2 separate regions of the Homo sapiens genome follow, and region 1 is linked to region 2. The links are chromatin loops, found by intact Hi-C in ENCODE. Cell type or tissue: PC-9. All regions are shown on one strand.

The links. Hi-C counts contacts between places; a loop is a spot of excess contacts. Peaks named below come from ENCODE experiments on the same cell type or tissue, not always from the same donor. Only the 100,000 strongest peaks of a DNase experiment are listed, where the experiment ranks them.
Region 1: a loop joins it to region 2, with 2.5 times the contacts of the local background. A loop is called at or near these places in 7 of 110 quality-filtered maps.

Annotation. Positions count from the first base shown.
Region 1 is chr5:10,266,439-10,268,938 of GRCh38, forward strand. No RefSeq gene overlaps it. Among named protein-coding and RNA genes, the nearest start is that of CCT5, 17 kb to the left of the region's middle. In PC-9, no CTCF peak of the experiment used is centred here; DNase peaks (open chromatin) are centred at 603, 963 and 1,353; H3K27ac peaks cover 2,472 bases.
Region 2 is chr5:10,422,798-10,425,297 of GRCh38, forward strand. MARCHF6 (membrane associated ring-CH-type finger 6) reads left to right here. Exons shown (of 26, transcript NM_005885.4): 23 at 938-1,027. Among named protein-coding and RNA genes, the nearest start is that of ROPN1L-AS1, 18 kb to the right of the region's middle. In PC-9, a CTCF peak has its summit at 1,504 (motif pointing left); no DNase peak of the experiment used is centred here; H3K27ac peaks cover 299 bases.

The sequences.
Region 1 (2,500 bases), 160 kb before region 2:
ACTTTGGCCACACCCTCTCCTTCCCCATGTGGAGCAAAAGCAACTTAGGGTGCTTGACCCAAAGGCTAGATTCCCATGTAAGTCCCCATGTATTACTGCTGGTTCCCGATTTCTACACCTGCTAGATTCATTGGAGGTTTGTTAAATGTCCTGTTTTTAATTTCAGCCTACTCAATTTCTATGTGGGGGCAGTTCCAGGATGTCCTGTAGGTGCCAGATTTCATGGACGCTCAAGTCCCTGATAAAAATCGTGGTATTTGCATATAACATACATCCTCCTGTATACTTTAAATCATCTCTATTATTCATAATATCTAATATAAATGATATGTAAGTGTCATACTGTATTTAGGGAGTAATGACAAGAAAAAATCTACATGTTCAGTACAGATGCAATTTTTTTCTCTGAATGTTCTCAACCTGAGGTTGGTTGAATTCAGATGAGGGTCAACTCTGCAAGCAGCCGCTGTGAGGCACAAATGTCACAGGGAGGGCTAAGAGGCCCATCTCTCTGTTACATTGGACTGAATTTCTTGACTCTCATTTTCTTTCTCTAGGTGAAACAGCTCCAACAGATTGAGGGTTGGGGGGTGTGGCCAGAGGAAGGTGACACGGTAGTAACTGACTAATCAGTAATTTGTAAGCATGGAGAAGTTTCTCCAACCTAGGTGTTCCTTGCAGGCAGTCTTGGCAGAATGGGGTCATCTAAAAGCACCAGAAAAGTGGGGACCAAAGGCAAATGGCCGAGAAAGTGTTGAAGGGCAGGAAAAGTGGGGAAAACACGACAAGGTAGTAAAAATATAAATGTGTGTGCCCTATCACTGCTCTAAATGGTTTATGTACATTAAAACTGGTTTTCAAAGTCTGCTCCATGGATCCCTCGGGGTCCTGGGTCTTTCCAAGGGGCCTATGAGTCAAATGTATTTTCCTACACTGAAGTTACTGCCCTTTTCACTGTGTTGACTTTTGCACTGATGGTGCAAAAGCAGTGACCATTAAAACCACACCTTAGTGTGAGTCAGGTAGTGGCACCATACACTTTCAAAAAGAAAATCATCTTTTTGGCCAGGTGCAGTGGCTCGCACCTGTAATCCCAGCACTTTGGGAGGCTGAGGCAAGAGGAGTCGCTCTAGCCCAGGAGTCAGAGACCAGCCTGGGCAACATACACCCTGTCTCTACCAAAAATAAGTTAGTTGGGCCTGATGGCATGCTTATATGGTCCCAGCTACTTGGGAGGCTGAAGTGGGAAGATCCTTTTGAGCCCAGGAGGTTGAGGGTGCAGTGAGCCATGGTCACACCACTGCAATCCAGCCTGGATGACAGAGCGAGACTCTTTCTCAATAATAAAGTATGAATCTTTGACATTGCATAATGAAATGTGTCAACAACCGGAAGATCTGCTCACTAGACCAATATTTGCCAAATATGCATATGATGTTACAGCATCATGCATAGGTACCAGACCTTTTCAAGATGCAAGATGGACCAGTGTGACAGAAGAAAGTGTATTCAGTCTATCACTTGTTGGGTTTTGGTGCAATATCGAAGAATATCCAGTTTTGTGAAAGGCAATTAAAATACTTCTCCCTTGTCCAACTACATATCTGTGTGTGGCCAGATCTTCATATTCCAGAACATGCTGTGGCCAGACACAGTGGTTCATGCCTGTAACCCAAGCACTTTGGGAGGCTGAGGCAGGAGTATCGCTTGAGCCTAGGAGTTCGAGACCAGCCTGGGCAACAAAGTGAGACTCTGTCTCTACACAAAAAAAATTGTTTAATTAGCAGGGCATGGTGATGTGTGCCTGCAGTCTTACCTACTTGGGAAGCTGAGAAAGGAGGATCCCTCGAGCCCAGGGGGTTAAGCTGCAGTGAGCCATGACCATGCTGTTACTGGCGTTGAATCTGCACAGGTCTGCAACAGCCTCAATTCTCGCCTCCTCAGAAGAAAGAATTCGGCTGAGGGGCATAACGCAGGAGAGACCAAGGCAAGTTTTAGAGCAGGAGTGAAAGTTTGTTAGAAAGCTTTAGGCCAGGCGCGGTGGCTCACGCCTGTAATCCTAGCACTTTGGGAGGCCAAGGTGGGCAGATCACTTGAGGTCAGAAGTTTGAAACCAGCCTGGCCAACGTGGTGAAACCCCGTCTCTACTAAAAACACAAAAACATTAGCCGGGCATAGTGGCAGGAGCCTGTAACCCCAGCTACTCAGGAGGCTGAGGCAAGAGAATCGCTTGAACCAGGGAGGCGGAGGTTGCAGTGAGCCGAGATCACGTCACTACACCCCAGCCTGGGTGACACAGCAAGACTCCGTCTCAAAAACCAAAAATAAAAACAAAAAGCTTTAGAGCAGGAATGAAAGAAAAGTACACTTGGAAGAGGGCCAAGCGGGCAACGAGAGATCCAATGCAGGGTTGGGCCTTTCAACTTGGGGTTTTATATGTTGGCGTACTTCCAGGGTCTTGGGTTACTTCTCCCGATTACACCCCAGGCATGGGCTGTCG
Region 2 (2,500 bases):
TACTACATACTTTCTATGGGATATAGATGTATAGATGCAGCTGAATGCATGGGGAAAAACATGGATGGTATGTACCAAAAGCTAATAGTGGTTATTGCTGGGGAGGGATCAGGATTTAAGGTAGTGATCACAGAGGACTCCCGTCTTTTCTGTAAAGATTTTGGTTTTATGTAAGAATCAGTCTAAATGTTACATGTGGTTTCTTTTTTTTTTTTTAATACCGTTTTTTGTTGTTGTTGTTTTAAATAAGCTAGATAGAGACCAGGTTATAAAGGGTTTTGTGTGCCTTGCTAAGGACTTCAGGGTTGTTAAGCAGGGAAGTTACGTTCATGATCTGATTTGCATTTAAAGAGATACTTGGTGGTGGTGGGGAAGGGGGCTGTGGGGAGGGAGGAAGTAGTCATCACTCTGTCTGGTGGAGAGCTGGAGGGTGGGCAGGCCAAGAGTCCGTTGCACCATGAGGAGGAACCTAGTAACAGTTCCCCAGTAGAACCACAAATGCTTCAAGCTAGAAGCTATCTGTGAGCCTTTAGAATGGTTTCTTAGGCCAAACTTTGCTCCACAGTCTTAATTTGACATAAATCAGCTCACTTGAAACCAATGAAATAGCCTAAAGATAGTTTGAAATAAAATCTTGGCATTTATTTTATTTGCTTTTTGAGATATCCATTAATGACCAGACTTTCTCTAACTCTTGGGAAAACAATATAGATTTTTAAAAGATAGAAGAACAATTTTTGATGGAAACATTGAATTTGAGCTGTTGAAGAAAAAAAATTCTCTGGGTTTTCAGTACGTTAGTCTTTTGTAAAATTGTTGCCAATCCTATAGAACTTCTATTTTGATGTGAAATAATGTAAGAAAATTATACAGCCTCTCTGCTGTGTTTATTGTTAAAAAACAACAGAAATATGTTAAATGGTTTTTAATTCCCTAGGACTGGGCACTTGGAGTCCTGCATGCCAAAATCATTGCAGCTATAACATTGATGGGTCCTCAGTGGTGGTTGAAAACTGTAATTGAACAGGTAAGCAAAATCAGTTTTCAGAGAAAGACATTCTGGAATTGGTTGTGTTTATGTTTGGCAGCTATAACTCTTATTTCTTATCTTCCTACCTTGCTGAGTTTTCTACATTTTTTTTGATGGGCATATATAACCTTTTTTTTTTTTTTTAAAGACAGCAGTTTAGTTTTACCACTGTAGGGGAGGAAAATAATTTGTTCTCAACCCTTGTTTTTTTTAGTTAAAATGGAACCCTTTAATAAAAGACAACAGAAAAACAAAAGTTTATTAAAGTACATATTTCATATATACATGGAGATACCCAGGGAATGAGTAATTTCAAAGAGGTGGCTTTGAATTCCAACGAATCTTCAACAAAGAATAATAAATTTTTAGAGAAGTGACAAGATGAAGGAAAAGGACTTTGAGTCTCTAGGGGTGGCAAGTGAGGGGAAGCAAAAAATTGGCAGATGCGGCTCCTTAGTAAAGCTTGGCAGTGTTGATTCCTCTGGTGCCATCTAGAGGCCCAGAAAGGCCCAAAGCTCTCTTCAGTGGGTAATCTTTGTCCTTCATGGTGTAGGGAAGTGGGGTGGGCTACCTTTTGTCTTTATACATTTATATTCTGCTTCTAGGCAATAGAGGGAGGACGGAAAGTTTTCCTGCATCTATTCTTTCTCAGTTGCATTCAACTCAAAACAATCCTTATGCCTAAGAGGCATATTTTTAGGGTGGCATATTGTGGTTTTCTATACTCCCATGAATTTTCATCAACCACGTTTAAGCCATCCTTTATCTGAAGGTTAACCAGTAGCTTACGGTATCTAGAACCCTGTTCATAGTGGAGACAAAAATGAAAATACGTGCTTTTTTTCTGGTGAAGGTTGATATTAATGTTTCTAAGCCTGTAGTAGATTTGGAGTGGGGGAAAGGTTATTGCTCGAGGTAATAAAAGAAGACAGAGGAAAAAACATTACAAAAGGAGAGCTGTTTTGGCTTCATCTAGCTACATAGTACCTAAGACTATTATTGTATTACAGAACTGCCAGATAATTTGATTGTTGTGGGAATACCTTGGAAAAGGTAGACTGTGCTTTAGCACTCCGATAATAAGACTAGAAAGTATGGTAATTCATTTAAGGAAAATTTCTATCCAAAATGGCCAACATAACAGATTTTGCTGCTACTTTACGCTTTAGCTATATGGCAAATGTACTTGTGGGGACCCCTCTTATCCTTAGGCCAGTGCCACATAAGTAAGACATAACAGTTCTGCAGCAGTAAAGTACACCTCTTTTTGCTGTATGAGAAGTAAAGACAGTAGTTAGCCAAGCATGCTCAAGAAAATCTGTTCAAAAAGTGCCTGTATTTCAAGATTTTGATTCTTAGGAGTAGGGGGGTTAGGGAGCCAGCAAATTGCAGTGTGTTTGTGTGTGTCTCTAAAGTATGGGCTAATTCTGAAGTCCACCAGGAGTGTGATGGATTGGGGGCTTCTGGCTT